Linked DNA regions of Homo sapiens: regions 2 and 3 are each linked to region 1. Evidence: chromatin loops called from intact Hi-C (ENCODE). Cell type or tissue: CD14-positive monocyte. All regions are shown on one strand. Region 1 overlaps GCNT2 (glucosaminyl (N-acetyl) transferase 2 (I blood group)). Region 2 has its middle 57 kb from the start of C6orf52. Region 3 overlaps GCNT2 (glucosaminyl (N-acetyl) transferase 2 (I blood group)).

Region 1 (4,000 bases):
TGATTTTAGATCTATGGCTCCCATTATAGCATTCCTATTGGGCAGTGCTGTTCTCCCTTCCCATGAGACCACTTCAGCTGTGAGATGTTTTTCTGGACTAATTTTTTTTTAAATTTTTATTTCTGAGATGGAGTCTCACTCTGTCGCCCAGACGCGAGTGCAGTGGCAGGATCTTGGCTCACTGCAACCTCCGCCTCCCAGGCTGAAGTGATTCTCCTGCTTCAGCCTCCCGAGTAGCTGGGATTACAGGCACGTGCCACCACACCCGGCTAATTTTTGTATTTTTAGTAGAGATAGGTTTCACCATGTTGGCCAGGCTGGTCTTGAACTCCTGACTTCAGGCGATCCACCCAGCTCAGCCTCCCAAAGTGCTGGGATTACAGGCGTGAGCCACCACACCTGGCCTGGACTAGTTACTTTACAGAATCCTAATCATAATCCCTCAATCATGACAATGAATTGGAACAATCTCAAAATGTCCCTCGCACACCTGCCAAAAAAAAAAAAAAAAAAAAGCAAAAACCACAACATATACACATCAACCAGAAGGACCCTTACAACGGAAAATGGCTCAGATCTCCACATAGCCGGAATAATAATTAAACAAGACAACCCTTAGGTTTCTAATTCCCTAACCTCCTACATTCAGCCCTGCCTCAGGTCAGGAAAGAGTTGGCAGGGCTTGCCCGATGTGGTGGCTCACGAGGCTGAGGCAGGAGGATCGCTTGGGCCCAGGAGTTCAAGACCAGCACTGGCAACACAGCAGGACCTCGTCTCTACAAAAGTTAAAGTTAGCCAGGCATGGGGGCACATGCCTGTAGTCCCAGCCTCTTGGAAGGCTTGAGCCTGGGAGGTCAAGACCAGCACGGGCTGGGTGCTGTGTGGCTCACACCTGTAATCCCAGCACTTTGGGAGGTTGAGGCCGTGAGCCGTGATTGTGCCACTGCACTCCAGCCTGGATGACAGAGTGAGATCCAAAAAAAGAAAAAAAAGAGTTGGCAGAGCTGGTCAGGGTCCTCCGGCAGTGTTCCTCCACACACATAACACAGAAATGACTTCAGGGGCTAACTTTTGTTAAGTTTCTGAAAAACATGAATTGGTGCATTTGTTTTCTATTGCTTTGCCAATCTGTTACTGCTAACACGGGGTGTAAAAATCCAGCTCCAATAGATACATCGAGTCGAGAAGTCAGGGGGTTTCCCTTAAGTTTCTGTTGAGTCCCCTGATTAGGATCACAGACTCTGAGAGTGGGAAGGGACTCGGAGGCCATCCGGTCCAATCCTTGAGGTTTCCTCAGCAGCACTTCCCCAGCCCTGCTTCCCTTGGCTTTGCTCACCATTGAGGAAGCTGCCCGTTTTATTCCCAGCTCCATGTGTTCTCATCTCCCACCCGCTGGCCCTAGATTCTACTTCCAAAACGACAGAGTTGGTCTAATTTCTCTTTCCTGAGCAAATCTTTTAATTAGGTAAAGACACCGATCCCTCTTCAAGTCTTTTCCAAATCAATTATCCTTTTTCTTTGTCTTGGTCTTCTCTAAAAAAAAAAAAAAAAAAAAGTGGGGATTGGCCTTTTTACCTCCCTGGCTGCTCTCTTTGGAACTGCTGTGTCAATGTCTCCCCGTATAGTAGGGTGGCCAGACCTGAAGAGTCTACATCCTACTCCAAGCACATGGGAGAGAAGTGAGGCTTTCACTTCCCTTACTCTGGACACTACAATTCTATTTAAACAGCTCTGTGCTTTCCCCACCAGACTTTCCTGAGCCCTAATTTCTTTTGATCACTATACTTCCCCTTCTGGCTCTGAGAAAATCACAGACTTAAAGAGAATTCTAAGCCTATGAAGCTTTGTATGCCAATATCTAAAACAAGCACCTGCAATGGTTTACACCCCTGGCTGTACATGAGAATCACTTGGAAGCTGTACAAATATCAATAGTTAGGTCTTGCCCCAAGGAGGGAAACAGGCCCTGGCTTAGTTATTTTTAGAAGCCCCAGATGATCGTAATGTGCATCCAGGGTTGAACCAGCAATCCAAAGAAACCAGGACTGTGATCTTCATACAGGTTCCAGTTACTTTTTCCTTTGAACTGCAAATATGAATTCTTATTTTGAATTGAACTAGCAGGACTAAATTGGTTCACTATAAACAACTTGAGATTATTCAAAAATCATTTGGAACTTGGACCAAAGGAGAGATGGAATTGATTTAGCAACAATTGAGACCTTATTGAAAGTCAACCTAAAAAGAACATCAGGCTTAGGAGACCTGGTTTATAATTGGTGCATTTGCTTACTAGCTGTGGGATTTGAGCACATCATGTAATCACATTGAAGTTTCTTCATCTATAAAATGGAGGTACTAGTCTAGAAATCTTTTTTTTTTTTTTTTTGAGACAGAGTCTCCGCTGGAGTGCGATGACGTGATCTTGGCTCACTGCAACCTCCGCCTCCTGGGTTCAAGCGATTCTACTGCCTCAGCCTTCTGAGAAGCTGGGATTACAGGCATGCGCCACCACGCCTGGCTAATTTTTGGTATTTTTAGTAGAGACGGGGTTTCACCATGTTGGCCAGGCTGGTCTCGAACTCCTGACCTTGTGATCCGCCCACTTCAGCCTCCCAAAGTGCTGGGATTACAGGTGTGAGCCACTGCGCTCAGCCTAGAAATCTTTAAGGTGCAATAAGGTTTTTTTGTTTGTTTGTTTGTTTTAACTTCTTGAAAAAAAATAGAGACAGTGTCTCACTATGTTGCCCAGGCTGGTCTCAAACTCCTGGCTTCAAGAGATCCTCCTGCCTCAGCCTTCCAAAGCGCTGGGATTACAGGCGTGAGCCACCATGCCTGGCCATGCTTTAGATTTTTGATTCAAGACCAGAAAAGAGCTTGCAAATAAAAAATTTGAAAGTTGTATCTTGCTCCCATTTCAAAAGGATGGGAGCTTCAACAGAGACAAAAATATTATGAAATCTTCAAATTGTCATTCAAATTTTATTTATAATACATATTCCTGATTTTAAATGCGTTGCGCTTAAAGGAGAATAAGGTTTACATTTTATTTATTTATTTATTTAGAGATGGAGTCTCGATCTGTCACCCAGGCTGGAGTGCAGTGGCACAATCTTGGCTCATTGCAACCTCCGCCCCTTGGGTTCAAGCGATTCTCCTGCCTCAGCCTCTCCAGTAGCTGGGATTGCAGGCATGCACCACCACGCCTGGCTAATTTTTTTAGTATTTTTAGTAGATACAGGTTTTCACCATGTTGGTCAGGCTGCTCTCAAACTCCTGACCTCAAGTGATCCACCTGCCTCCGCCTCCCAAAGTGCTGTGATTACAGGCTTGAGCCACTGTGCTCGGTCACGTTTTTATTTATATGGCCAGTGTTCCTTCGGTCTTTTGTCCTGTGAACAGAGCGGTTCACAAGAGTGGGTGATATAACACATCTCCATTTTACCATTTTACAGATGAAATTTTTTTTTTAATTTGACATTTAAAACCGTAAAGAAGTTTGTCCCATTTTTTCCACTCTTTTCAAAGCAACTTATTTAGTATTGACCATGCAGTGTTTATTCGTAAAAATAAAAGTTAAGAGACGTACATACCGGGAATCCTGTTGAGTGTCACCCAGAAATGTTCGTCGGGGCTGTAGGTGTCCTTGGACCAGGAGAGTAAGTCAAGTGCGAGCTGGTCTTGGAGGACGAAGTTAGCAAAGTCCCTTGTGAGAGCCACGTAGGCCGTGCCAAAGTAAATCACCATGTCATGAGGAGGAGGAGTTTTTAATTTTGTTGTTTTAATCACGTAGGAATTTTTGTGGTTTAACAGTTCTTGGTGGACGTATTTAGTCCGTCCAACAGCGTGGTCAGGAGGCAGCACTCCGGGGGTGATATTTTTCCCTTTAAATCCCTTCAGATACTGAACTATTTCCCTGTTGGTTTTCAGGGGAAAGTCTTGCCCGCAGGTGTTGATGACATACTTCCAGGGAACTTCAGAGGCCACAAGGTCTTCCAGG
Region 2 (4,000 bases), 110 kb before region 1:
GAGACAACTCCCTAAAAGAATGGATCTTTCTCTTTCCAAAGTAGACTACCAAATATATGACTTGAAGTACTGCTTATTGGAGGATTTTCCTTCACCACTGTCCTTGGGTGCCACATATACTTTGTCTAAGGATACAGTACATGCTTTGAACCAGAGACCACACCTATGGTGCTATCTTCTCTATAGCTAGAACACAAGGGTCTGGGAATGAAGGACTGAAAGTAGGAGTGGCTCATAAAACCCATGCACAGAATTTTGCTTCCTATTCTTACAACTCTGGGCTCTGCTGATCTGAAGATCTTAGTTTCCAAGGAGGGAAGTGTGGTCACCAGGAGGCACAACAGTGGAGCCATCGAATGCAAAGATGATGTTGCCACTTGGCCATTCTGAAGTGCTCGCACCACTTAACCAACAGGGAGAAGAAATAAGTTTCACTCTACTGGCTGGAGTGATTGATCCAAATCTTCAAGAGGAAAATGCATACTGAGCGGAGGCAAGGTGGACTATGGAATTCTCTGGTGGGGGCATCTCTTAGTACTTCCATGCTTAATAGTAAAGGTTAATGGAAAACTACAGCAACCAGAAAGAGGCAAGGCTATTGAAGACTCATACACTTCAGGGAAGATAATTTGGGTCACCCCACCGGGTAAAGAAACTTGACCAGCTGAGGTCTGGCTGAGGCAAGGGAAATCTGGAATGGGAAGTGGAAGAAGAAAGTCATAGATATGATTTTATAATTGATCTTGTGGCCAATTATAAAAGTGAGGACTATAGTAGCTTTGCTTGTATATATTTATATATGCTAACCATTTCTAATTTTCCTTCTTCCCATTGTTATTTTATATACTGGTTATGGGAGGTTAACTCTATTATTTATTCTTTAGGTAACAGAATATTCTGTTGGACTGGACTACATTGGAGGAGTAATTCATTCATATAGCCAGCAATGGATAGAATGACTTTTGAGATTGAGTGTCTCCTAGTTTAAGAGAAAGTATGACAACTTTCCCACTTGCACAAAGGGTAGATGTGTCCCAGGTGGAAACAGAGTTGTTTTGTTGTTATATGGAAGTCCAAATTCCTGTAGGGATACAAATGGAAACAATAGCCAAAGGGGTGGACTGTGCCAGTTACTAACTTGTTGCCTTTCAGCTGTAAATGTATCCTCCTTTGTGATCATGGAGCTGGATCCTGTAAAAATCCTTTCAGCTGTAAATGTATCCTCCTTTGTGATCGGAGCTGGATCCTGAAATTCTTCTTTGCCAGCTCATAATTGTTGTTAGAAAGGCAGGAGAAGGGCCAGGCGTGGTGGCTCACGCCTGTAATCCCAGCACTTTGGGAGGCCGAGGCAGGCGGATCACCTGAGGTCAGGAGTTTGAGACCAGCCTGGCCAACATGGCAAAACCCTGTCTCTACTAAAAATACAAAAATTAGCTGGGCATGGTGGTGGGCACCTGTATCCCAGCTACTCGGGAGGCTGAGGCAGGAGAATCGCTTGAACTCGGGAGGTAGGGGTTGCAGTGAGTCTAGATCGCACCACCGCACTCTCCAGCCTGAGTGACAGAGCGAGACTCTGTCTCAAAACAACAACAACAACAACCCAGGGGAAGGATGCTGCAAGAGGAAGAGAAACAAAGTTCTAGTAGGCTTAACTTCCCTTTAATTAAGCATTGACAGAGCCAATAAACAGATTACAAAAAAGTTATAATACCTAAAACATACCAAATAAGGCATGTTAATTTATATGAATATATGTAGAATTTTATACCTTGAAAACCAAGAATACATGTTTTTTTCAAGTGTCCATAAAACATTTGCTAAAACTGATCATAGATGCAGCCACAGAGCAAACAACTTCCGCGAAGTAGAAATAATACGGATAACATTCTGTGATCAAATGGAATAAAAGAGAAAAATTAAATACTAATTTAAACACACACACACACACACACACACACACACACACACACACACCAGAAATTTTTTAAATGCCACCTGACACTTTAAAAAAACTTTTTTTTTTTTTTGGCTGGGTGCAGTGGGTCATGCCTATAATCCTAGCACTTTGGGAGGCTGAAGCAGGCAGATCACCTGACGCCAGGAGTTTGAGACCACCCTGGCCAATATGGTGAAACCCCATCTCTACCAAAAATACAAAAATTAGCCGAGCGTGGTGCCGGGTGCCTGTAATCCCAAGCTACTTGGGAGGCTGAGGCAGGAAATCGCTTGAACCTGGGAGGTGGAGGTTGCAGTGAGCTGAGATCGCACCATTGTACTCTAGCCTGGGCGATAGAGCAAGACTCTGTCTTAAAAAAACCAAAAACCAAAAAACAAAACAAAACAAAAAACACCTTTTTTTCTCACACAACTCTTTGGTCAAAGAGGAAGCTGAAATTAAAATTGTACAATATCTAGAAAATAGTGATGAAAAGCCTACTTAGAACTTATGAGAATCTCGTACCTAATGCAGTGACCAGAAGAAAATTACAGCTTTAAATAATTAATAAACAAGGAGGAATAAAAGAAAAAGAAACAAACATCTACCAGCAAATGTTAGAAAAAGAATACCAAAACAAAGTTCATAAAAGCAAAATGAAGAATTAATAATAACTGGAAATTAATACATTTGCAAAGAAAAAAATGGCAGAATGAATAAGTGAAATCTGAGTGTTGGGTCTTTGAATTGAAACAAACAGCAAGAAACTGTTAGCTGAGCTAATTTTTTAAAGAAAAAGAGAAAAATCACAGTTACACAAAATAAGAATTGATAAGTAGGAAATTAACGGTAGATATATAAAGAATTTAAAAGATTTATAAGAGATGCATATGTTCAACTCTGAAAATAAATGTGAAAATCTACATGAAATGAATAATTTTCCAGGGAAATATAATTCATCAAAAACCAACTCCAGAAGAGATGAAAACTCTAAGTAGACAATTGACTTGGAAAAAGTAGAGAAAGATGCTAAAGGCTCCCTTCCCATCCCCAACAAACAAGTATGCACTCACCAAACACACACCTAGAAAGTTTCTTATTACAGTTAAGAATAAGAGGATTACCATTATCAATACTATTATTCTGAAAGTAGTTGTTAACAAATTAGATAAACAAATGTACCTCACCTTTGGAAGTTAGGTTAATTTATCATTTATTTGCACATTATATAATTGAATACATGAAAAATCCAAGAGAATCAACTAGAAAACTGTTAAAAAGGATAAGACAGGCCGGTCTCACAGCTATAATCCCAGCAGTCTGGGAGGCCAAGGTGGGCGGATCACCTGAGGTCAGGAGTTTGAGATCAGCCTGACCAACATGGTAAAATCTCGTCTCTACTAAAAATACAAAAATTAACTGGGTGTGGTGGCGTGCACCTGTAATCACAACTACTTGGGAGGCTGAGGCAGGAGAATTGCTTGAACCTGGGAGGCGGAGGTTGCAGTGAGCCGAGATTGTGCCATTGCACTCCAGCCTGGGCAACAGAGCTAGACTCCGTCTCAAAAAAAGAAAAAAAAAAAAAAGGATAAGAGAATTTAGCAATATGGCTGAATTTAAAAATAATATACAAAAATCAATAAACAAAGTAAAATAATCAGAAAAACATAACAGAAATTACTATCCTATTTACAATAACTTCAAAAAATGAAACAGCTATTAAGGTTTTAAATTCTTTTTACTATAGAAGATTTTAAACACACGAAAATTGTAGAGCAATAATTAACTCTGACATACCTATCATCCAGTATCAATAATTATAAACTAATCATGATTCACTTCCCCATCTACCCTCAGATTATTTTGAAGCACATGTGTGAGTTCGTATTATTTAATTCTTAAATATTCAAAGATAGATAAAGATAGATATAAAAGATAGATAATGTAGATTCTATGGAATGTAAGATTCAACATCATAACAAGGAAGAGAGTTTCCAGGTAAGATAAACGCAGACAACAGGCCCATAGAGACAATGTCCAGATTGGGAGGTCAGAGGAAGCCAG
Region 3 (4,000 bases), 67 kb before region 1:
AACAATGTAAAACAGAACGGATCTCCTTTATGGTAAATGTATACATTTCAAAAACTGTATTATATAGTATACCTATAAGACTTTGATGTAATATTGATATGCACTCTTTTCCCATAAATTCTGAACACTTTTTAAGAATCCTGTCATTGAAACCCAAATTTCAGTATTAGTATAGACACCAAAATATTCATACTGCCCCTTTGCTCAGATATCTATGACATTTCAGAAAGAAATTATAAGAAGCACTAAATATAGAAAGATTATTGTCTTGAAGGACTTAAAAGTCTTATCTTTGTGGCCAGGTTCAGCTGCTAAATCATGCAACACAGACAAATCATTTCGTCTCCCTGTGCCTGGTTTCTCCACTTTAAATGATGAGAGTATCCCTTCCAACCCCAGCACAGGATTACACATTCCACTTCACAAAATCATTCTGTTATTCCTGAAGGAGCCTGAGTTTCTGCTTCTTTCATATCTTCCACTCAAAAAAACTTCATCACCACAACCTTCCTCTTTCTATGTGCCAGGAGTGATGCTCTTGGCTTTAGAATTAATGAGTTATAAGTTATTAAAGAGTTCATAATTCATGGCTCACAGCATGTGCCTTCTCCTCCTTTGCCACCATGAGATTAGCAGTTATTATCATTCCTTGGCTGAGAAAACCCAGTGTGGAGAATTGAAAAGATCTGTCCAAGATCGTAAGCTACAAGAAGCCATGATGTGAGCCCCCTACTCTTGGAGAGAGGGGAAGCTACCGTCTTCATTCTACCATAGCTCTCAATTCTCTGGGGACCACTGGCGGACTCTGAAGGTACATGGCCTCATGTCTAATTCATACGGCACACTGTCTCCTGCTCTTACCTCCGCTGGGATACAATAGATGGAAGCTGATAGGGAGATGGGCAAGATGCCTCTCACTGAAACACCCGGTTTCAGTCTGGTTCAGGTGCTCCCTCATTCTGGTGGAAACAACACCACATATTTTACTGAGGTAGACACAGAGAAGATTCAGGTTATTTGGGAATTGTTAGGTTTTCTCTTTTCAAGAGTCAGTTAACACTGGCCTGGGATTGCTGTTGGCTCCCTGTGTTTCCTAGCGTTGCAGTACGTGGACTGACGCGCCTGTGAACAGCGCACCTGGTACAATCGATCCCACTCACCAATGCCAGATTCTTAGTTACTCTGCTCCTCTCATTCCTTGTGCAGGATGAGCTCTGGTACTATGGGAAGCTGAGGGACGGAGGGAATTCAAGCTGCTTTTGTCTGAGTTTCAGAAAATCTTCCAGACCCTTTGTAATGGCACTTTGGGGGACTGCATTTTTTCTAGCACCTTAACAAGGGGAAATTGTTCATTGCTAATTTTCCCCTTAACGAGGGCAATTGGGTGGAATAAATACAACACTTATTTACACTTACTAGGCACCATGCGCCATTCCAGGCACTTGATATGTATTCATACATTTCATTTGCACAGTGGTAGGTAATGTTAGTATCTCCATTTTACATATACAGAAACTGAGAATCAGAGAGAGAACATAATTAGCCTCACGTCACACACACTAGGAATCTGCAAAGCTGGATTGGAAGCCAAATGATCCGGCTCCAGAGGGCCCCTTCCCTCCCCAGCACTGAATACACTACACTAGCCTTGTCCAGCTCAGCGTCCCTGGGCACATCGAGAAAATACTCTTGGAAACAAGGGGAAATGTGCTACATTAAGAACAATCAGAGAGGTGAAGATATTGTGTAAGTACTTGGTACTCAGTTTCCTCCTTTGGTCAGAATTTTACAGCACAAAAATCACCCCCACACACTGCCTAGGGTGGCTGGCCTGAGTTCTACATTGTAGCAGTAGTGGTGGTTGGCATCCAGATGTGGACACAGTGACCGTGACAAAGAGAGAAATTCAATGCCCAGAGGCCATTGTTTCATTAATCCTACTGTCCACGGTGTAATATAAATAGGAATGTCATGACATTAATATACCGTGGAGAGGGAGAAGGGGGAGAGATGGAGGTGATAACTGAATTAACAATGGCTGAGAGGGGAGATATACCCCCATAGTCTGTAACTCTCACAACAATCTCATGAAATTGGTATTGTCCTCAATTTACAGATAAGTCACCGGAAGCCCATGTTAAGATACGTTAATTGCTCAAGATCTGACAGCAGGGAAACAAAACCTAAGTCTGCCTGCCTCAAATACTTCTGCTTTTTTCACTGCATGCTCCAGAGTTAAAGCAAAATAATACAGGAATCTCTTCGGAGATGACCTAGCCCAATTTCCTCATTTTACACATGAGGAAACTGAGGCCCAGAGAGGTTAAGTGACATGCCCAAGGCCAAACAGTTATCTACAGACAAAGGTTAAAATTTAGAACAGAATTGTATAGTGTGGGTATCTAAGTCACTAGCCTCTCTTACACAGTACTCGAAAGCACTTTTTTAAAAAAAGAAAATTAAACATTCACGCATGGCTCATAATCCTTACTTTCCATTTGCTTAGTATTCTACTGTTTTTAACTGTGCAGTGTGAAGTGTTTAAAAAGTCAAAGTTCATGAGCTACTGTTCCAATCCTTAGTGTCTTCTGGGGTCATCAACACTCACATCCTGGCCAGGCGTGGTGGCTCACGCCTATAATCCCAGCACTCTGGGAGGACAAGGTGAGAGGATTGCTTGAGCCCAGGAGTTCAAGACCAGCCTGGGCAACAGAGTGAGACCCCATCTCTAACAAAAAAAGCAAAACAACAACAACAACAAAAACCCTCATAGCCTTGGAGACACCCAGAGATTCTTCTAGCCCTTTTACAAATATCTTTGAAAAGAAATGTTAGCAAGTCGTAGTCACTGCTATAAGACTGTCTCCAGACCAATTCCAGATATATTTTATGGGGTGGAAGTTGAATTAAGACAATTCCTGGCCGGGCGTGGTGGCTAGTACCTATAATCCCAGCACTCTGGGGGGCTGAGGCAAGCAGATTGCTTGAGCTCGGGAGTTTGACACCAGCCTGGGCAACATGGCAAAACCGTCTCTACTAAAAATACAAAAAATTCGCCTGGCATGGTAGGGCACACCTGTAGTCCCAGCTACTCGGAAGGCTGAGGCACGAGAATTGCTTGAGCCCAGGAGGCAGAGGTTGCAGTGAGCCGAGATCATGCCACTGCACTCCAGCCTGGGTGATAGAGTAAGATCGTGTCTCAAAAAAAAAAAAAAAAAAAAGGCAATTCCTACTTTCTAATAAATTCTCAAACACCTTAAAAACTTTCTTTAATGTCCTAAAACCAAAATTAACTGAGGCTCAGTTTGGTTAAATAACTTGTTCAGTGACTGACAAGCTGTTAAGTAGTGAGGCCTAGGATTCAAAAGATCTGTCCTATTCCAAAGTTTGTATTCTTTCATCCACATCACGCTGCAAGATCAAAGACCTCATGCAAAGTAACGAGGCTTAATAACTTAATAACTGAGGCATCTCAAATTAAATTACAGATGTGAAAAATTAACAACAATGAATCTCATAGAGAAGCCTCTGTGAGAATACGCAGTAATGGAAAATACATTCAGATTTGGCTGAAGGCAAAATATCATCGTGTCAATTCTATATTCAAACATACTTTGGACTCATTGTCTTTTTTTTTTTTAATAGAGGAAACAGAATATTCAGTCTGGAGAAGAGATGAAAACAAGGGAACTTTAATGGTTAGAGGGATACACAGGAAACAGTGTACCCCACTAACCATACAGTGGGATACCAGTGTACCCCACTAACCAATCTTCTACTCTTAGTACCATACTCCTTCCCATTTTTCCTCCAGAAAAACGGAGGCCAAGAGAATGGAAATCTTTTTTTTTTTTGAGATGGAGTCTCACTCTCTTGCCCAGCCTGGAGTGCAGTGGCGCAATCTCAGCTCACTGCAACCTCCGCCTCCTGGGTTCAAGTGATTCTCCTGCCTCAGCCTCCTGAGTGGCTGGGATTACAGGCATGCACCACCACGCCTGGC

What was found. Hi-C counts contacts between places; a loop is a spot of excess contacts. Peaks named below come from ENCODE experiments on the same cell type or tissue, not always from the same donor. Only the 100,000 strongest peaks of a DNase experiment are listed, where the experiment ranks them.
Region 2: it touches region 1 in a loop (2.6-fold over the local background); 5 of 110 quality-filtered maps call a loop at or near these places.
Region 3: a loop joins it to region 1, with 2.4 times the contacts of the local background. A loop is called at or near these places in 13 of 110 quality-filtered maps.

What each region holds. Positions count from the first base shown.
Region 1 is chr6:10,529,430-10,533,429 of GRCh38, reverse strand. It overlaps GCNT2 (glucosaminyl (N-acetyl) transferase 2 (I blood group)), which reads right to left. Exons shown (of 5, transcript NM_145649.5): 3 at 3,594-4,000. Among named protein-coding and RNA genes, the nearest start is that of GCNT2, 10 kb to the right of the region's middle. In CD14-positive monocyte, no CTCF peak of the experiment used is centred here; DNase peaks (open chromatin) are centred at 1,269 and 1,699; H3K4me3 peaks cover 4,000 bases; H3K27ac peaks cover 4,000 bases.
Region 2 is chr6:10,635,849-10,639,848 of GRCh38, reverse strand. No RefSeq gene overlaps it. Among named protein-coding and RNA genes, the nearest start is that of C6orf52, 57 kb to the left of the region's middle. In CD14-positive monocyte, no CTCF peak of the experiment used is centred here; no DNase peak of the experiment used is centred here.
Region 3 is chr6:10,596,375-10,600,374 of GRCh38, reverse strand. All of the region lies in intron 3 of GCNT2 (glucosaminyl (N-acetyl) transferase 2 (I blood group)), which reads right to left. Among named protein-coding and RNA genes, the nearest start is that of GCNT2, 77 kb to the right of the region's middle. RefSeq lists an enhancer at 3,456-4,000. In CD14-positive monocyte, no CTCF peak of the experiment used is centred here; DNase peaks (open chromatin) are centred at 1,774 and 2,204; H3K4me3 peaks cover 1,434 bases; H3K27ac peaks cover 3,877 bases.